Regions from separate parts of the Homo sapiens genome. Here all the other regions are linked to region 1. A link is an interaction called in ENCODE POLR2A ChIA-PET data of the cell type or tissue named here. Cell type or tissue: Caco-2. All regions are shown on one strand. Links, peaks and the distances in the headings refer to the core of each region. The heading gives the core; the rest is flanking DNA. Region 1 holds the start of RNF212B (ring finger protein 212B). Region 2 overlaps SLC7A8 (solute carrier family 7 member 8). Region 3 overlaps BCL2L2-PABPN1 (BCL2L2-PABPN1 readthrough).

Region 1 (7,087 bases), core at 2,061-7,060:
TGTGGGACAGAAGGGACAATTCTAAACTCCCAGCAGAAGTACTGGAGTACATTTACAAGAGTGAGGAAGAGTACAAGATACCAAAGATCTTAACTTTAAGTTACTCTTTTTTATTCTATTGACCTGACAGCAGGCACACATTGGGCACTGTAAGAAAGTCCCCAGTTATGCCTACCTTGTCATCACTTTGCTAATATTTGTTAATCTTGCTTTGAAGCTCTGCTACTCTCATTCCCCAATTAACCCAATCTGAAAGAAGCAAAAATTAAGATTCCTAATCTTTCCCTGTAAAGTGAAATTTTAGTAGTGGGACTGGTCATTGATTAAGACAAATGCCATGTCAGGAGAAAACATCACATGGCATATGCTTCACGGAGACAAACCACTCCAAAGTGAGCTGCTGTTACCATAGTAAACAGCTTTTTACATTAGCGAACTTTAAAAGGTCATGAGATTGGTACAGAGAAAAAACCTTCCCCTGAGGCTACTTAACTTGACTGTTCTTTCTCTGGGGACTAAAGGTTTTTCTTTTTCTTTTTCTTTTCTTTTTTTTTTTTTTTTTTTTTTTTTTGAGACGGAGTCTTGCTCTGTCGCCCAGGCTGGAGTGCAGTGGCACGATCTTGGCTCACTGCAAGCTCTGCCTCCGGGGTTCACACCATTCTCCTGCCTCAGCCTCCTGAGTAGCTGGGACCATAGGCGCCCGCCACCATGCCCGGCTAATTTTTTGTAGTTTTAGTAGAGATGGGGTTTCACCGTGTTAGCAGGATGGTCTCAATCTCCCGACCTTGTGATCCACCCGCCTCGGCCTCCCAAAGTGCTGGGATTACAGGCATGAGCCACTGCGCCCGGCCAGGTTTTTCTTTTTCCCAGTCCGTAACGTTGCCAGAGTGAGCTAGAAAGTACATAACATTCTTCTCTTAAAACAAAACAAAACAAAAAAATGGCTTACACCTGTAATCCCAGCACTTTGGGAGGCTGAGGCAGGCGGATCACTTGAGGCCGGGAGTTCGAGATCAGCCTGGCCAACATGGTGAAACCCCATCTCTACTAAAAATACAAAAGTTAGCCAGGCATGGTGGTGCATGCCTATAATTCCAGCTACTCAAGTGGCTGAGACATGAGAATCGCTTGAACCTGGGAAGCAGAGGTTGCAGTGAGCCAAGATTGTGCCACTGCATTCCAGCCTGGGTGACGAAGTGAGACTATGTCAAAAACAAAACAAAACAAAAACTCCCACAGGTCTCCATCACCTGCAGGATGAAGTTCAGGCTCTTTAGCCCAGTGTATAGAGCCTTCCATCATCCGACACTGCCTACTTCACTAGCCTCATCTCTCACCACTTCTTACCTTACTGTTTATACTCTAACAATCTCAACTATGTGTAGTCCCCTGCACTATGGTTTTGTGATGTAATATGTCTTTGTACATGCTGTTCTCTTAAACTAGAATAAATCTTCCCTGCCTTATCCACTTGGCAAATTCCATTTTATCATTCAAAACCCTACTGAAGAATCACTCCTTCTGTGAAGTCTTCCGTGATCAAAACACCCTACCCCAAGTCCCTCTTCTAGGGATTTACACACCTTGTAAGTATTGCAGCATTAAAAAAAAAGACACTGAAATTTAAGTATCCTTTCTAAGACTTAATAGCAATAAGAACTTGGTCAAATCACTTATCCTCTCTGAGCCAGTCTCTTCATTTGTAAAATGATTCTACTAATAATTACCACCTGGGCTTGTGGTGAGGCTTACATAAAATTGGTTGATATGAAACTGCTTTTTAAGCTGCAAAGGTATCATCATCATCATTTCTAATCAAATTGATGTCACAGACTAGACCACTTCCCCTTTAGAAATGGCTCTTCTATCAGCCAAACTTTCCTCTATTCCCATCCATTATACTTATTCTATCTCTTTTCCCTGAAGAATCTGATGCCTTGTGGCTTTCCCTGCCAGACTTCAAAACACTAACGAGTACATTCTAGTCCTCAAGTAATAGATTTGCTAAATCATTTGCTAAATAATTTAGGACCATTCTTTATTAATGGATTCCTTCAATTTCTAAAATTGACAGTTTCCTACAGTATCTTTATCACCATTGACCTAATAAGTGATTTTTATCCTAAGTCACACATAGAAATGGCTACTCCTTACATCCTTACATGAAAACATTTTTCCCTGAATCTGAAAACAGTTGAGTCACTCACCCAGAGTCACACACTTTTTACAGAAAATATGGCCACAGCTGGTGACAAAGAAATGGGCCCCATCTTTTCGGAAGCACTGGTTGCAATGAAACCAATCCATTCTGGAGCAGATAAAGAGAAAGAGTAAGAATAACCTAGAGAATAACATAATTATAGCTGTTCCAAAATCTATGTAACCGTGCTTGCTTAGCTTCTGATAGCTTTTTGGGATGTGGCATATCATTGTGGGTATTCCAATTGGTTGTAAAGAAGTATATGTACATATACAGTGAAAAAAAAGCAGACTGCTTTTTATAACAGCAGGTTGTTATAACATTTTATATATAAATGTGTGTGTGTGTATATATATATACATATAAACACACATTTAGAAAAGTAATGGACAGACAGTGGTGAGATTTTTTTTTTTTTGAGTGGTGAGGTTATGAGTGTGTGTGTGTGTGTGTGTGTGTTTTCCTTTACTTTTTTTTCCCCCAGGTTTTCTGGATTAATACATGTGCCAGTTTGTAATTAGAAAATACAATCCTGGCCAAGCACAGTGGCTCACGCCTGTAATCCCAGCACTTTGGGAGGCCGAGGCAGGTGGATCACCTGAAGTCAAAAGTTTAAGACCAGCCTGGCCAACATGGTGAAACCCCATCTCTACTAAAAATATAAAAATTAGCTGGGCATGGTGGCAGGCACCTGTAATCCCAGCTAATCAGGAGGCTGAGGCAGGAGAATCACTTGAACCCAGGAGGCAGAGGTTGCAGTGAGCTGAGACCGTGCCATTGCACTCCAGCCTAGGCGACAGAGCCAGACTCCGTCTCAAAAAAAAAGAAAAAGAAAAAGAAAAAAGAAAATACAATCCTAAAAATATAAAAACAAAAAATGAATCGTCCATTTCTTTTTTAACTACTTCCTGTGATATGGTGAGAGTGGAGCCAAGAGAAGGTAGTGAACCAGAAAGAGAAGATCACATATTAGCCACTTGGGACACATTTTATCTAAGGGAAATAGGGCTGATGAATGATGGTATGGTCTCAGCTTGTATACTTTCCTTCCACAGAAGGAAATATACTTTTCTTCTGCAGAAACTCAGAATCAGGCCAAGCATGGTGTCTCACACCTGTAATCCCAGCACTTTGGGAGGCCGAGGTGGGTGGATCACCTGAGGCCAGGAGTTCAAGACCAGCCTGGCCAACGTGGCAAAACTCCGTCTCTACTAAAAATAAAAGAAAATTAGCTGGGTGTGGTGGTGCACGCCTGTAACCCCAGCTACTTGGGAAGCTGAGGCATGATAATTGCTTGAACCCAGGAGGTTGCAGTGAGCCAAGATCGTGCCACTGCACTCCAGCCTGGGCGACAGAGTGAGACTCCATCTGAAAAAAAAGAAACTCAGAATCATAGATCTGATATGGACTTTGAAAAATTACTTAATGTTTGTTCAGTCCCAACATTTTTCAAAAGAGGTACCTGATATTCAGTAAAATTAAATGACTTGTCGAAAGTTCCATCTTTAGTTATTGGTCTCCTGATTCCCCATGTAAAGTTCTTGCTCCCACATTAAATAACTTTTGTGTTAGACATGGTAATCATATAGCCTGTATTTTCTGCCAATACCAATTTCATATACTTTGTTAAATACCTGAGTAAATGTGACTTTGTAAGGTTTCTTTGTGGGATTATTATTATTATTATTATTATTATTATTATTATTATTATTATTTTGAGACAGGGTCTGGCTCTGTCTCCAGGTTGGAGTGCAGTGGCAGATCAGGGCTCGCTGCAGCCTGGAACTCCTGGGCTCAAGCGATCTTCCCACCTCAGCCTCTGGAGTAGCTGGGACTACAGGCGAGCACCACCACGCCTGGCTATTTTTTATTTTTATTTTTATTTTTTGTAGAGACAAGGCCTCTCTGTGTTACCCAGGCTGGTCTGGAACTCCTGGACTCAAACGATCCTCCTTCCTTGGCCTCCCAAAGTGCTGGGATTACAGGCGGGAGTCACTGCACCGGGACTTTTCGTAGGATGTGTGTGTGTGTGTAACCGCTGAGGGATACAAACTTCGTAAGATTTACGATAAAAAATGTACTGAATAAACAGCTCAACGCAAACGCATCCCACAGTGCCACGAGCTTCGTTGTCCTATTTGTTCGATCGTGATACACTAACTTTCACCAGCAAGTGAGTCTAAAAAACCACTGAAAAGGCCCCGTTCTATATGCCCAGGTTTGTTTAAGGGCAGCAACAATGTCATCCCCTGAATTGACCAGATGAGCCCAACATAAAAAAGGCAGTGAACAGGGTGATTAAGGCGACCCTGAGGGCAAAATTCCCCTGCTTTCCAGAGGCGATGGGGCCTCAGCCGTCTCAAGCTTCTCAGTTCTTTTTCTGGCTACACTCCCTACCCGCTTGGCCGCTGTGATTCCAGAAAGCCTCAGATCTCAGGAAATCATCCAGTTCTCCTCACGAAGAGCTGGACATGGCGGGAAAGTAAACAGCTGGCTTGGCACCGGGTGAGGAAAGAGGCTGGGCGCAGCCGAGGCGGTGTGAGAGGTGTGGGCGGGGCCTGGCGGTATGCTAAATCAGTGGGCGTGGCTCCGTGGCGTGCGCGGGGCGTGGGCGGGGCCCGCAGAGGCTGTCACTGGGCTAGGAGCGGCTCGCGGTGGCGGGAGAGGGGTGTAGGAGACTTTTCCCAGCAGCCCAGGAAAATTCACCTCACTTAAAAGATTGGGGACAAATAAACACTGTAACCTAATCCCATACATGTTACTGTGGAAACAAAAAGGTGAAAATAAAACCTAATTAATGTTCCAATAAACGATGAGAACGCAATATAAATTGTGGTCATAAAGTGGGCGAAAACTTTTGCTTAATATTCTAAAATGAAATGAAAATAATGGGTGCTTTGAAAGAATAGCGTAAAATCGGAAACAGGAAAATTTAAAAATGATGCGGACAAAGAACAGTGTGATATTAATTGAGAACTAACAAATTTCAATTAAAAAAAGTCAACCTTTATTCAGAAATTTTTGGCCAGGGGCGGTGGCTCACGCCTGTAATCCCAGCACCTTGGGAGGCCGAGGCGGGCGGATCACTTGAGGTCAGGAGTTATAGACCAGACTGGCCAACATGGCGAAACCCCGCTTCTACTAAAAATACAAAAATTAGCCGAGTGTGGCGACACGCACCTGTAATCTCAGCTACTGAGGAGGCTGAGGCAGGAGAATCGTTTGAACCCGGAAGGCGGAGGTTGCAGTGAGCCGAGATCGCGCCACTGCACTTCAGCCTGGGAGACAGAGAGAGACTCCGTCTTTAAAAAAAAAAAAAAATTAGCCGGGTGTGGTGGCGGGTGCCCGTAGTCCCAGCTACTTAGGGAGGCTGAGGCAGGTGTATCACTTAATCCCACGGGGTCGAGGCTGCAGTTAGCTGTGTTCACGCCACTGCACTCCAACCTGGTTGAGGGAGCAAGACACTGCCTCAAACAAAAAAAAAAAAAAAAGAGAGAGACAGAATAAGATTGGCATCAGATTTCTCCACAGAAGCATTCTAGATAACAATGAAACAACATTTTCCAGATTTTCACGGAAACTATGATCCCAGAAATTTATATCCCCTTATATTGTGTTCAGGTATAAAGGCCACTGGCAAAAAGCATGCAAATGAGCTTTTCCTGAGGAATCCACTTAGAGTAGTAGTTCTCAAACTTTTTGGTCTCAGGCTTCCTTTACAAAATTATTGAAGACCCTCCAAAGAGCTTTTGTTTATGTAAATTGCATCTACCAATATTTACCAAATTAGCAATTAAAAGTGAGAAATTTTAAAATATTTATTATTTGAAATTTTTAAATATTATTTGAAAACAATAATAAACCCCATTAAATGTGTGTTTGTTTGTTGTTGTTGTTTGGGGTTTTTTTGCTTTTTGTTGTTGTTGTTGTTGTTTTTTGAAGCAGAGTCTCACTCTGTCGCCAGGGCTGGAGTGCAGTGGCGCCATCTCGGCTCACTGCAACCTCCGCCTCCTGGGTTCAAGCGATTCTCCTGCCTCAGCCTCCTGAGTAGCTGGGATTACAGGCGCCTGCCATTACGCCCAGCTAATTTTTTCTATTTTTAGTAGAGACGGGGTTTCACCGTGTTGGCCAGGCTGCTCTCGAACTCCTGACATCATGATCCACCTGCCTTGGTCTCCCAAAGTGCTGGGATTACAGGTGTGAGCCACCGCGCCTGGCCAAAATGTTAATATAAATAATCTATGGAAAATATGTTTTCCAAAACAAGAAAAATTTAGTGAGAAGAGTGGCATCGTTTTTACATTTTTGTAATCTCTTGCTATGTAGCTTAATAGAAAGCTGGTGGAGTCCTATATTTGCTTCTGCATTAACTTTTGCAGTACGCTGTTTTGGTTGGAGTGTGTGAAGAACATTTGGATTCACTCAAATATGTGGGGAAAGAGAATGGTATTTAAATGGCCTTTTCAGATAATTGTGAACATTTCTCTTTGATATCACATAAAAATTCAGGAAGTCTGAGTTAAAAGTTGATTGCAAAGTGGGATCTGAACCATATCAATGAACTTTTTATAGCCGGTTACATTAAAATTATTTGGTCTGTTTTGCACTTTAAATGGATCTTTTGCCCATGCACGATTTTGTAACATCATACATTTAGACCAAACTGGTCATTTCAAAAATTTTGGTTCACTGAGTTATACACATCAGTGCATTTTGTTATACAATATTAAATATTGACACAGTTCATTACACAATATAAAAAATCACTTTTGTTAATATCACTATCTATCTCATCAGGTAAGTATTTGAGTCTTGGGAAGCTGTCAAGCTGTCAGTTGCAGGTACAAGTTTTCCAAAGGTCTAATTTTCATCTGAAAGCTTGAATTT
Region 2 (7,087 bases), core at 915-5,914, 67 kb after region 1:
GCCATTCAGGAACCCAGGGGGCTAGAAACTGTTTCTTTCCAATGTTTAACTCCCCGCTGAGCATACAGAGCATGGAGGACCATGCCTTCTTTCCCCTTCCAGAACGCGTCTACAGAGCAGGCCCCCAGATCCCTTCTCCCTGGAGATCTGGAAATGGCAAACTGCAGGCTCCTCTCTGCTGCAGGAGTGGGAGCAGCTGGACATAGGATTCAGAATTATTCCACATTTTAACAAACACTCACCGAGCACATTATATTCTAGGCCTTGTCCTGAGCACTGGTGAATTTTATTTCTAGGAGGCAAAATAATCCCTCAAGTCTATTTTAAGCTGTTTTATTTATAGAATGAGTGAAGTTTGAGCTGAAAAGCTCTATTGATCACATCTCATCCCTCATCTTTGTCACAGTCACATGTCTTCCCATTGGTTTGCTCCCTGCTTTAAATATCCTCAGCATTAGCAGTGACATCACTTCTGGGGAGAAGGTTTCACAATGTCTGAAGGTGGACCAGGCAACCTCACACTGAACTGCACATTGCAAAAGCAGATTACTCAGAAAGAGTACCACTGCTGCAGAATTATTACTTTTCTCATCTGTCTCCACGTTTTAAAGGTGCTTGTTTGTACATTTAGGAAATGCACAAATACTTCAGTGCTTTTTAAGAGTACAGTTCTGCAGAGAGTGTTTAGTAAGCAGCTGATAAAGACAGGTCAGGTTGACTTAAGGTGGTATTTGGACCCTGATATTGAAAGCAGAAAGTTTAGAGTGAATTTTTCCATGATTTGCATCGGCATGCCATAGACTGGGAGGAACCACTGATTAGAAAAAGATGGGCTTTAGAGATAGTCTTAAGTTTGCAAACCGCTTCCCTATTTACAATCTTTGTAATCTTGAGCAAGCTAATTATCAGTTTACTTAGCTGTGCAATGGAAGTTTCTTGTGGAGTATTTAAACAAAGCTGGCCAGGTGGGGTGGCACATACTTGTAATTCCAGCACTTTGGGAGGCTGAGGTGGGAGGATCACTTGGATCCAGGAGTTCAAGACCAGCCTGGGCAACACAGTGGGACCCTGCCTCTACAAAATATTTAAAAATTAGTCGGGTGGGGTGGCACACGCCTGTGGTCCCAGCACTAGGGAGGCTGAGGTGGGAGGATTGCTTGAGCTTGGGAGGCAGAGGTTGCAGTGAGCTGTGATTGTGCACTCCAGCCTGGGTGACAGAGTGAGACCTTGTCTCAAAAAAAAAAGTAAAAATTTAAAAAATAAAACAAAGCCCTTGCACTCCTTTAACTCGAGGAGAGAAAGAAATGAATATTTATTGGAAGATACCAGAGTGCATCAGTATGTTGTAGAATGGGGGGAACCATTGATGATTAGTGGTTCCCACCCCCAACTCACAAACTCAATAATTTTGGTTCTGAAATTTCAGTTGGACTGATCCAGTAAGAAGACTGACCATTTCAGGCCAAGTCTGATCTGCTTAGCAACCAGCTGGTTGCTTTTCCTTTTCTCTTTGCTGAGCTGAGTCTACTCACTCATCAGCATCAGTCTGACACTCCCCTCTCCCAGGAAGACTTTTCTGAACAGCCCATGCCAGTGATTTTTTTTCCACCCATTAAAATCTTGCCATATATTGCAATAGCCCTCATGCAGCTTCTGCTCTGCGTGGTGGTATCAGTTCTGTGTCTGTGCACATGTGTCTTCCCTTTCCACACAGTTCCTTGAAACCAGGCACTGTGTCTCACTTTCACATCCTATAACCTAGTACATGGTGAGTATTGAATAATAGCAGTCAGTCAAAAACAAATCATTATTCAAGATTGCCTCACAACGATGTGAATATACTTAACACTGCTAAACTATAGACTTAAAAATGGTTAAGATGGTAAATTTTGTTACGTGTCTTTACCACAATGAAAATTTTGTTCTGTTTAAAAATGAGTTATTCCCATGAATACTACATTTTTGGGCTTAGCTTTAAAAAAAAAAATCATCCAGGCTCAAATTTGAAAGGGATTAGAGCTTAACCAAAAGTAACAGTGCTGAGGTTGAGAAGCCCTGTTCTACCTTCAAACTTCAATGAAGCCCAGATACTTTGTTGTGGGAAGCTATCCTGTCTATTGTAGGATGTTTAGCAGTGTTACTGGCCTCTGCACACGAGGTGCTGGTAGCTCTCCCACCCTCATTGTGACAACCAAAAGTGTCTCCAGATACGGCCAGCTGTCTTCTTGAGGTGGTAGACAAGTTGTTCTCAGTTGAAAACCACCAAGGAAGACAAAGCCTCTCACTGTGGATGCCTGGCTCCCCAGTTGGGCCGGGAATGCTGGAGGCAAGATGTGGGTCCTTCATGGGCTTATTTGAGGGCGCAACACTCAGCCCCCCACCACCCCCAGGCTACGATGCCTGTCTTTCAGTAGCTGGTAGTTGGCTCCATCCGTTTCATTAAAAGTCCATGTGTGAACAAGTGTTTCCCAATTACCTCCCAAAACAAGCATGTACAGAGTGGGCGCTCAATAAATACCTTTTGAGATGCAATTACCTGCTGCCCGCCCACCTGCGGCATCTACAAATTACACCTAGACCAGCAGACAAATGACTCAGAGAATGTTTCACAGTCCTGGCTGTACAGTGCTGTTTTGGAGCCAAGCCTCCAAAGCAAGTCCATTGAATTCTTCTAGGGCTGGTCTCTGTCCCTACTGCTACAAATCCTAGCCATTCCTTACATTTGTTAGCGTTTCACAAATCATAAAGTGCCTCACATGTAACCTCTCCCTTGATTCCCCACAACAACCCTGTTGAGGTAGGCAGGGCAGGAACAATTACTCCCATTCTGCAGATGAAGAGACTGATTTTCAGAAAAATTCAGGTCACATAGCAAAGCAGGGACAAAGTTTCTCCTCCAGCTCTAAGTCTAGTGCCCTTTTCATGCTTTCAATAAGAAATCCAGAAGAGCAGTGTTCTGCAGTGACTTCCACATCTCAATCTGCAGAAGATGTTGACTCCTCAGGGCATGTGTCAGAGTCTTGACCTGCTACCACCCCTGAGGAGCTGTTTGTACAGTCCCGATGGGAAAGTGTAAACAGGGTGAGAGGCATGGTGAGCTTCCAGGCCTGGCGTGAAGATCAAAGCCTGGGCCCCACATGCCAGACCTGCTTTCACGCTGTTCCCTTAGTCCTGAAAAGCTCTGAGATCCTCTCAGCCACTTTGTGGAAGAAACACAAAGCAGGTTCACCTAGCTTTCTCTGGACATCATGGAAATGGCCAAAACCTCGAAGCCCCAGGAGGAGGCTGTGGCTAGATTTCAAGGCTAGCATGAGTAAGGAAGGCCAAAGCCTTTTGGATCTGAGGGTCTGTTGGGCATCAGAACTCTGTAATTCTATGCCTTAGGAAATTCTTTGATGGCTGTAACATTCTCGTGTGGACAAGCCTAGATGTGAGTAATGCTTTAATGGGAGTCACATGGGTATTGGTCTACAGATGGGGGAGTTAGTGATTATTCACGGCAAATGTGGGTTTTCTCAATTCCGGCAATTTTTCTAGTGAAGACTTGCCCATTGAGACAACATGGCTCCTTTTTAATGAAATGATTTGCTTGGTTTTTCTTTGACAGAACAAGCCAAACTGGGTTTCATTGTCCAGGCATCCTAGAATTCATTCTTCACTAAAGAAGATCTGCGTGATAAGATGATTACTTTATTAGTTGGGGAGGATAGAAGCAGGACTAAAACTCTAACCTTGAGTACCTCAGCAATACCAGACGGATGTGCGTCTCATTCTAAGTGGCTTTACAGACAATGAGTCTAAGCTAAAACATTGGAGGAAAAAACCCACAGTAATCAACTTTCTTCCTATATCTCATCAAGAAACGTGTGTTGGCCGGGCAGGATGGCTCGTGCCTGTAATCTCAGCACTTTAGGAAGCCAAGGCAGGAGGATCACTTGAGGCCAGGCATTCGAGACCAGCCTGGGCAACATAGTGAGACCCCCTCCCCCCATCGAAAAACATAAAAATTAGCTTTGTATAGTGGCACACACCCATAGTCCTAGCTACTTGGGAGGCTGAAACAGGAGGATCACTTGAGCCCAGGGGTTTGAGGCTGCAGTGAGCTATGATCACACCACTGCACTCCAGCTTGGGTGAAAGAGTGGTGAGACCCACAGCCAAGCGTGTAATCCCAGCACTTTGGGAGGCCGAGGCAGGCGGATTGCCTGAGGTCAGGAGTTCGAGACCAGCCTGGCCAACATGGTGAAACCCCATCTTTACTAATAATACAAAAATTAGCCTGGCATGGTGGCACACGCCTGTAATCCCAGCTACTCGGGAGGGTGAGGCAGGAGAATCGCTTGAACCCATGAGGCGGAGGTTGCAGTGAGCTGAGATCGCACCACTGCACTTCAGCCTGGGTGACAGAGTGAGACTGTCTCAAAACAAAAAAAAAGAAAGAACGAAAGAAACAGAGACAGGAAGGAAGGAAGGAAGATAGGTAGGTTCATAGTCAAAGTAGAAAAGCCTTTTCCCAGTTCGTCTTTTTCAAAGCCACTCCAGGAAAGTCTCACTTAGACAGTGTCCAAGTTGAAAAGCCCAACTGGAAAAGTGTCTGTTGTGCAGTTTCCAGAGGGGAGGCAGCATGGAATCATGGAGGAAAGTCTGGACCAGGAGTCCAAGGACTTAGCTTCTCATCCAGGCCTTGCTACTTATGCAGTGCATGACTTTGATAAAGTCCCTTCACCTCTCTGAGCCTCAGTTTTTGCAATGGTAAAATAGGAATGATATGACCTGCCCTCTGCACCTAAGAAAGTACTTAGGAGATCAAGTAAGGTAATGGATATCAATGTTTTATAAATCCCCACTGAAGGTGGTACTGCAATAGAAGGAAGGAATCAGATCTGTGTTCCAACTCTTCAATAAGTGCCTCCTGTGAACCATTCCCATTGCCTATGAAGTACAGCATAGAAGACTGACCCCAGTGTATTAGGAAGACCTTTTATTATCAGGGAAAAGCTGGAGGCTGTGACAGAAGATTTAGCTTCCGGTCCAGCTACAACAAACTCACCCTATGATTTAGGCAAATAACTGCCTTTCTAGGTCTCAGTTTCTTCATCCATAAAATAGGGATAATAATACCGTCATTTTTCCCACTTGAAAAATAGGAATAATAATTGTCCTACTTTCTTCCCCTATAAATTGGAGATGGTAGGCCAGGCGCAGTGGCTCACACCTGTAATCCTAGCACTTTGGGAGGTCGAGGCGGGTGGATCACTTGAGGTCAGGAGATCGAGACCAGCCTGGCCAACATGGTGAAACCCCATCTCTACTAAAAATACAAAAATCAGCCAGGTGTGGTGGCATACACCTGTAATCCCAGCTACTGGGGAGGTTGAGGCACGAGAATCACTTGAACCTGGGAGGCAGAGGTTGCAGTGAGCCAAGATCGTGCCACTGCACTCCAGCCTGGGCGACAGGCTGTTCCCTAGCACTTAGTTTATACTAGTGTAGCTCAATATTTTTTTAGCTTTTATCTTTGTAATTTTATTTATTTATTTATTTATTTGAGACAGGGTCTTGCTCTGTCACTAGAGTGCAGTGGTGCACTCACAGCTCACTGCAGTCTCGCCCTCCCAGGCTCAAGCAGTCCTCCCACCTCAGCCTCTCTAGTATCTGGGACTATAGGCGCATGCCACCATGTCTGGCTAATTAAAAAACAAAAAATTTTTTTGTTAGAGATAGGATCTCCCTATATCGCCCAGGCTGGTGTCGAACTCCTGGACTGAAGTGATCCTTCTGCCTCAGCCTCCCAAAGTGCTGGGATTACAGGCATGAGCCACCAATGCCTGGCCTATCTTTGTAATTTTAATTTGGTCAAAAATAAGGTTTTGGGGGCAGAAACCCAATTTTTATGAAGTGAGGACTCTTATTCCAATGCCGATCTACTGTGACCCTCGCAATCACTCTGGCAGCTCTCTGCCAGAGTTCTTAAAGGTTGGGGCCTCCAAGAAGCAAAGGCAAGAAGTGGGCAGTTAGTGTTGCATGTCCCATCTTCCAGTGGCTCCTGTGGCCTAGAACAAGGGAACATACTCGAAATGTCAGAGTGAAAACAGAAGAGAAGCACTTACTGATCCCTGCTGCAGTGTTTGTTTTCTACGAACCCTTAGTGGAACACTGACACTCTTCATTCCTGAGAAGATGGGATCTATTAAATAACACCCATCCTCATTTTCCCTCTTGCAACAGCCATTCTTGGCTCTAAGAAGCACCTAGCTATACACTCCTCCCTTTTCAGTACCTTAAAGACCAAAGTCAAACCTTGTTTTTCTGCTGCTATTGATTGTTTTTCTAACTCCTTGAGCTGGTTTTATAACCCTAGCTTTATTGCTGTAGTCTTGGCTGGCTTTGAAATTCCCTATGGATCGCTCTTTTGATAACTTCCTGCTAGGCAAGGAATTTACTATCATCTTTCAGCACTATTAGCAAACCTGTCTCTAGATCTCTCATTTCCCAGCACTTGATATTGTCCAGAGAACAGCAGTTTGGCAGGGGAAGAATCACTGGAAGGGGGAACGTGTCCAAAGTCCTGGAATACTACAAGCAGGTTTTGTAGTCCCTGCTAACCCAGTACTTCTGAATAGAGCATATGGGGACTGTCTGAGAGAGGAGGGCTGAAAGATGTCCTGTTGTCCTATCATAGAACTTTACATAAACTTACAAGAAGAGGAAAAGTCTGTAAAGGATTGGTGGCACTCAGAATCTCCTTTTTCTATCTTCTCTTTGCCTGATAATTATTATCACTAATTTGATGATGAGGAATTATTTCTCTTAGTTTCATTTCTGTAAGCAGCCCTGTTCTGTTGGGAAAGACTCCCAGCACCAAAATTAGGAAGACATATTTGAGACAAATATGTGCTTCCTTTTCCTCTGCATCTAACTTCAGCCTGTGCCCTCTGATCCTATATTTCAGTCTCAGGGCTAGATTGAGGTTGAGTTATGGTTGAGATCTGACCATCAGTTTTTAAAAGCTGAGCGTAGCACCTTACAATCTCCATCTCACTGGTTCCAGACCACTACAGAGAGATCACGGAGGCTTGAGATGTCC
Region 3 (7,087 bases), core at 2,088-7,087, 90 kb before region 1:
AAATAAATATTTTTAAAAAAAACTCAAAATGGATCAAAGACCTAAACATAAGAGCTAAAACTATAACACTCTCAGTAGAAAATATAGACACATCTTCATGACTTTTGTGCTTCAAAAGATGCTGTCAAGAAAGCAAAGAACTGGGCCGGGCGCGGTGGCTCACGCCTGTAATCCCAGCACTTTGGGAGGCCGAGGCGGGCAGATCACGAGGTCAGGAGATCGAAACCATCCTGGCTAACACGGTGAAACCCCGTCTCTACTAAAAATACAAAAAATTAGCCAGGCAAGGTGGCGGGCGCCTGTAGTCCCAGCTACTCGGGAGGCTGAGGCAGGAGAATGGCGTGAACCCTGGGGGGCAGAGCTTGCAGGGAGCCGAGATCGCGCCACTGCACTTCAGCCTGGGCAACAGCGAGACTCCATCTCAAAAAAAAAAAAAGCAAGCAAAGAACCCACAAAATGGAAGAAAATATTTGCAAATCATATATCTGATAAGTCTAGTCTTCAGTATTCAGTATTCAGCAAAGGAAGGCTGGGCATGCTGATGCATACCTGTAGTCCCAGCTGTTGGGGAGGCTGAGGCAGAGGGTTTGCCTAATGCCAGGAGTTCAAGTCTGAAGTGCACTATGGCATGCACTGGAGTACCATGCCTGTGTACGCTAGCCTGAGCAACATAGCAACACCTCATCTCTAAAAATAAAAAAAAAAAAATTTTTTAAATTAAAAAGAAGTCTTGCAAGAAAACAATCTACTTTAAAAATGAGGACCAGGCTTGGTGGCTCATCCCCGTAACCCCAGCACTTTGGGAGGCTGAGGCGGGCAGATTGCTTGAGACAGGAGTTCAAGAGCAGCCTGGGCAACATGGCGAAACCCCATTTCTAGAAAAATTAAAAACTAGGCGGGCGTGGTGGCACGCACCTGTAGTCCCAGCTACTCAAGAGGCTGAGGTAGGAAGATCACCTAAGCCTGGGGAGGTTGAGGCTGTGAATAGCCGTGATTGGGCCACCGCACTCCACCCTGAGGGACAGAGTGAGACCCAGTCTCAAAAAAGAAAAAAGGCAAAGAATCTGAATATATATATATACACACACACACATACATACAAATGGCAAATAAGCACATGAAAAGATGCTAAACATCTTTGAGTCATCAGACAAATGCAAATTAAAACTACGATGAGATACCTCTTCATACCCTCTAGGATGGCTATAGCCAAAGAGATTGACAATAACAAGTTTGGTGCGGATGTAAAGAGACCAGAAGCCTCATACATTGCTGGTGAAAATGTAAAATGATGCAGCTGCTTTGGAAAACAGTCTGGCAGTTCCTCAAAAGGTTAAAGATAGTTACCATGGGTCTTAGTCCATTCATCTGGGCTGCTGTAACAAAATAAGGTAGACTGGGTGGCTTACAAGCAACAGAAGTTTATTTGTTGCAGTTCTGGGGACTGGGAAGCCCAATATCAAGGTTCTGGCAGATTTAATATCTGGTGAGATCCCATTTCCTGGTTCATAGATGGTACCTTCTCACTGTATCCTCACGTGATGTAAAAGGGCAAGGTAGCTCTTGGGGCTTCTCCTATGAACTAATGACCTCCCATAAGTCCCGAACTGCTAATATCATCACTTTGGGGGTTAGGATTTCAGCATATGGATTGTGGTGGAGGTGCAAACACTCAAACCATAGCACAGTATGACCCAGCAACTCCATTCTTAAGTATATACCCAAGAGAAATGAAAACATATGTTCATACAAAAACTTATACAGTTGTTTGGAGCCAGACTATTTGTAATAGCCAAAAAAATAGAAACAACCCAAATGTCCATCAGTTGATGATGGAAACAAAATGTGTTATATCCAATGAAATACTAGTCAGCCATAAAAAGGAATACTGGGCCAGGCATGGTGGCTTATGCCTGTAATCCAAGCACTTTGTGAGGCTGAGGTGGGAGGATCACTTGAGCCCAGGAGTTTGAGGCCAGCTTGGGCAACATAGCAAGATCTCATCTTTACAAAAAATAAAATATAATAAAATTCTGGCCCTGCGCGATGGCTCATGCCTGTAATCCCAGCACTTTGGGAGGCTGAGGCGGGCGGATCATGAGGTCAGGAGTTCAAGACCAGCCTGGCCAATATGGTGAAACGCCATCTCTACTAAAAAATAAAAAAATTAGACGAGCTTGGTGGTGCACGGCTGTAGTCCCAGCTACTTGGGGGGCTGAGGCAGGAGAATTGCTGGAACCCGGGAGACTGAGGTTGCAGTGAGCCAAGATCGCTCCATTGCTCTCCAGCCTGGGTGACAGAGCAAGACTCCATCTCAAAAAAATAAATAAATAATAAAAAAACAAAAAATTAGCCAGGCATGGTGGTATGTGCCTGTGGTCTCAGATACTTGGGAGGCTAAGGTGGAAGGATGGCTCAAGCCCAGGAGTTTGAGGTTTCAGTGAGATATGAATTTGTTGCTCATTCTGAGCAACAGAGCAAGACCTTGTCTCCATTAAAAAATAATAATAAGGCCGGGTGCAGTGGCTCATGCCTGTAATCCCAGCACTTTGGGAGGCCGAGGCAGGCAGATCATGAGGTCGGGAGTTCAAGACCAGCCATGGTGAAACCCCGTCTGTACTAAAAATACAAAAATTAGCCTGGCGTGGTGGCACACACCTGTAATTCCAGCTACTCGGGAGGCTGAGGCAGGAAAATCGCTTGAACCCAGGAGGCAGAGGTTGCAGTGAGCCGAGATCGTGCCACTGCACTCCAGCCTAGGCGACAGAGCAAGATTCCATCTCAAAAAATAATAATAATAATAAAATGTGATCATAATTTGAGAAAGGCTGCTCATTCTAACCATACATAAAAACAAGGAAAGCAGCAATATTATTGTAAAAACCCACCAACTGTTTCTTTTCTCCATTGCCAACGTCGGATTGGGCAAATCCTACCTTAAAAAGCACTGGCTTGCCTCGGTTTATTTTGCATCATCCAAAGGCCCTCTAAGGATCTCTGACTCACAGACCCTCACCCCAGACAGGTTTTATACACAGGCTCTCCCAGTCTCTTTCTTCCCATGGAACTCCAGTGAGATTGGGCTCATTTCTATCCCTCAGTTAACAGAGAGCCGATCAGGAGTGACTGACAGAAATCATCCACCAAAAATAACCAAGCTTGCCCGAGGAAAGTAACTTTCTTTCCATGCTTCTTCCTCTAAACCTAGTCTCTTTTAAGTAAAATAGTCTGACTCTTATAAGAATAAAACTAAAGGCCGGGCATGGTGGCTCACGCTTGTAATCCCAGCACTTTGGGAGGCCGAGGTGGGTTAACCACGAGATCAGGAGATCGAGACCAGCCTGACCAACATGTTGAAACCCCGTCTCTACTAAAAATACAAAAAATTAGCCAGGCATGTGGCGCATGCCTGTAATCCTAGCTACTCAGGAGGCTGAGGCAGGAGAATTGCTTGAACCTGGGAGGTGGAGGTTGCAGTGAGCTGAGATGGCACCACTGCACTCCAGCTTGGGCGACAGAGTGAAACTCCGTCTCAGGAAAAAAAAAAAAAAAGAGGAAGAAAACTACCAGCTCCAGGTAAAAGGCAACACTATTGTTGTTACCGCCTTCTCCAGGACAGGAAAGGCAAGCCCAGGGTGAATAAGCAACTTTTGGGCACCTACTAAATGGCAGGCCCTGTGAGGCAGACACAAAGTCACAATTGATGCCCTCAAGAAGCTTGCATTCGGCCGGGCGCGGTGGCTCACGCCTGTAATCCCAGCACTTTGGGAGGCCGAGGCGGGTGGATCATGAGGTCAGGAGATCGAGACCATCCTGGCTAACAAGGTGAAACCCCGTCTCTACTAAAAATACAAAAAATTAGCCGGGCGCGGTGGCGGGCGCCTGTAGTCCCAGCTACTCGGGAGGCTGAGGCAGGAGAATGGCGTGAACCCGGGAAGCGGAGCTTGCAGTGAGCCGAGATCCCGCCACTGCAGTCCGCAGGCCAGCCTGGGCGACAGAGCGAGACTCCGTCTCAAAAAAAAAAAAAAAAAAAAAAAAAAAAAAAAGAAGAAGCTTGCATTCTAGTGGGAAAACAGAAATGTAGTTAGTTTCATTATAAAACCACAAAGTAAATATTAAACAGGGATAGGAACAGTTTGTCCTGACTGCAGGAGTGATTACTTCTGACTTGGAAATCAGGAAAGGCTTCATGTCTGTTGTACCTGGCTTACACTTGGAAGGATATGCGTGATTTTCATAGAAGAGTTGGAATGAGCATAGCAGGCTAGAGGGAACAGCATGAGGGATACATGAAAATAAATAACAACTACAATGCATAGTACATCAGGTGTAGGGCAGGATCTGGAAGAGAAATGTAATCAGGATCAGATTGAAAAAGGTTGTAGTTCCATGCTTGTGTTTGGACTTTGTACTTATTGGTGGCATCATAGAGGGCTTTTTTTGGCAATAAGAAGTTTGGAGGCTGAGCATGGTAGCTTACGCCTATAAACCTAGCACTTTGGGAGGCCGAGGCAGGAGGATTGCTTGAGGCCAAGAGTTCAAGATCAACTTGGCCAACATAGCGAGACCCTATCTTTTAAAGTACTTTTTTTAGGAATTTTTATTTTTCAAAAAAAAATTTGAAGCCAATACATCTGCCAGGACCCCTGCAATGATGATGGGGAGTTACTCAAGCAGTGAAAGTAGGAATAGAGAGAACAGACAAGATATGGTAGAATTGACTGAATATGGAAAACTAAACCAGAGAAGGGTCAAAACATGATTCACCCTCCAATACCCAACAATTTATGGGGATCTTTTAGAGCCAGCCATTTAGTGCCCCCTGGTGGACAGATGAGACCATCACAGCATTAACAGCAACAAGTCACTTAGGCTGTTTCATTCTTCCAGTAAAAAGTTTATATTGAACACTATCCAGACCCTCACTAATCAGCCTCTGCAGAAGCCACAGAGATCACGGCACTATTTTAGGTGAATCTAGTTAGGAGAAAAGATAGACCTCAAATGCCTAACCCATAACAGAAAGTAGAATAAATGACCAAATCCTAAAATATGTGGTGGATAACACTGACATGAGATTTTAGAAAATACTGCAATTTGAGAGGTGGGTTAAGGCTTCAGATATAACAGAGTTTTTTGTTTTGTTTGTTTTGAGACAGAGTCTCGCTCTGTCACCCAGGCTGGAAGTGCAGTGGCTGAGTCTCAGCTCACCTCAATCTCCACCTCCTATGTTCAAACGATTCTCCTGCCTTAGCCTCCAGAGTAGCTGGGACTACAGGTGCATGCCACCACACCTGGCTAATTTTTGTATTTTTAGTAGAGACGGGATTTCACCATGTTGGCCAGGCTGGTCTCAAACTCCTGACCTCAAGTGATCCGCCCACCTCTGCCTCCCAAAGTGCTGAGACTGCAGGTGTGAGCCACTGCGCCCGGCCACAGAGCCATTTCTTTAACATATGATTTTTGAAGAGCATCCAGGTCAGAGGCAATTGTGAACAAAACATCCTGAGAAGTAAATGAAAAAATAGTAAGGTTGAAATACTAAGAAATTCTATAGGTAATGAAGTCTGAAGGTTCAACCTGGCTAGTGATGTAGTGTTCAAGTTTTAAGACCAATCTGACACTGGAATAAAAAATGGAGAAATTAGGATGCCCAAGACAAAATTTAGATATGAAAACAGTGAAAGCCAGTTGTGAAGTCCTAATAAACTAATCCTGGCCAGGAGCTGTGGCTCACGCCTATAGGAAGGCCAAGCCAGGAGGACTGCTTGAGCTCAGGAGTTTGGGACAGCCTGGGCAACACAGCAAAACTGTCTCTACAAAAAATTAGCCAAGTGTGAAGGCAGGCACCTATAGTCACAGCTATGTAGGACACTGAGGTGGGAGGATCACTTGAGCCCGGGAGGTTGAGGCTGCAGTGAGCCACTGCACTCCAGCCTGGGTGACAAAGCAAGACCATCTCAAAAAAATAAATGATCCAATTAATATAAGTTAGCTGGACACATTAAATGGTTACTGCATGGTTGGAAAAACAAGCTTTCCGATTGTCTCTTAGCTAAGTGTATTTTGTCTTCTGCATTTCTTGGGCCCACCTTGAGGTAGAAAAGGTAGCTGGGTGCAGTGGTTCACACTTGTAATCCCAATACTTTGGGAGGCTAAGATGGGAAGATTGCTTGGTCAACATAGCGAGACCCCAAAGACAAGGTTACCCAGACCCCAATCCAAAGCTCTAGGGCTGCAGGCATGGATAGTTCATTTGCACGTAAGCTGTATCAGGAGCACACAAAAGCGCCATTAGGTCAGTAATTCGGCTATTCCTTTTTTTATTTTGAGACAGTTTCACTCTGTCACCCAGGCTGGAGTGCAGTGGTGTGAACTTGGCTCACTGCAAGCTCCACCTCCTGGGTTCACGCCATTCTCCTGGCTCAGCCTCCCGAGTAGCTGGGACCACAGGCACCCGCCACCTCGTCAGGCTAATTTTCTGTATTTTTAGTAGAGGTGGGGTTTCGCCATGTTAGCCAAGATGGTCTTGATCTCCTGACCTCGTGATCTGCCCACCTCAGCCTCCCAAAGTCCTGGGATTGTAGCAGTGAGCCACCATGCCCGGCCCAATTCAGCTATTCTTTTACTTTCCCAGGCTTATTTCTCTCTCAAATGCCAATCAGGGTTACATGTTATCCAGAAAACCTATCATTCTCAACTAAACACATAATGTTCCTGCTAGTTGTAATGTAATTCCTACTCCTTAATTCACAAGTGGCAACCTCCCTTCCACAACACCAGTACTTCTACCACAAGGCAGAATTAATAGCCATCTGCGATCTAAGAGAGAATAGGAAGATAAATAATCCTTACACCCAAAAGGCCAAACAATTTTTATTTTCAAAAACAACTTTATTCATGACACATATTAAAAAAAAATTCCCACCCCTGGAAATGAGCTAAAAAAATAAACAAAATCCACCTCCCACCTCCCTGTTCCCACTTCCTCCCATTCCCTCCAAATAAAAGGGAAAAAAGGCAAAGGAAAAAAAAAAAAAACAAAAAAACAAAACAACTGAAAAACAAAAACACCCCTAAACCCCCC

The links. Peaks named below come from ENCODE experiments on the same cell type or tissue, not always from the same donor. Only the 100,000 strongest peaks of a DNase experiment are listed, where the experiment ranks them.
Region 2: POLR2A ChIA-PET joins it to region 1 with 7 read pairs; 4 of 35 experiments call an interaction of 5 or more read pairs at or near these places.
Region 3: POLR2A ChIA-PET joins it to region 1 with 9 read pairs; 8 of 35 experiments call an interaction of 5 or more read pairs at or near these places.

The regions. Positions count from the first base shown.
Region 1 is chr14:23,235,566-23,242,652 of GRCh38, reverse strand. It overlaps RNF212B (ring finger protein 212B), which reads right to left and starts at 4,717. Exons shown (of 15, transcript NM_001282322.3): 1 at 4,598-4,717; 2 at 2,208-2,308. The coding sequence starts at 2,307. RefSeq lists a silencer at 4,663-5,027. In Caco-2, for the core only: no CTCF peak of the experiment used is centred there; a DNase peak (open chromatin) is centred at 4,782; H3K4me3 peaks cover 1,425 bases.
Region 2 is chr14:23,167,813-23,174,899 of GRCh38, reverse strand. All of the region lies in intron 1 of SLC7A8 (solute carrier family 7 member 8), which reads left to right. Among named protein-coding and RNA genes, the nearest start is that of SLC7A8, 12 kb to the left of the region's middle. RefSeq lists an enhancer at 2,365-2,866. In Caco-2, for the core only: no CTCF peak of the experiment used is centred there; DNase peaks (open chromatin) are centred at 969, 2,582 and 3,069.
Region 3 is chr14:23,325,950-23,333,036 of GRCh38, reverse strand. BCL2L2-PABPN1 (BCL2L2-PABPN1 readthrough) reads right to left here. Exons shown (of 8, transcript NM_001387346.1): 8 at 6,874-7,087. It overlaps PABPN1 (poly(A) binding protein nuclear 1), which reads right to left. Exons shown (of 7, transcript NM_004643.4): 7 at 6,874-7,087. Among named protein-coding and RNA genes, the nearest start is that of PABPN1, 8.0 kb to the right of the region's middle. RefSeq lists a silencer at 4,755-4,844. In Caco-2, for the core only: a CTCF peak has its summit at 4,849 (motif pointing left); a DNase peak (open chromatin) is centred at 4,826.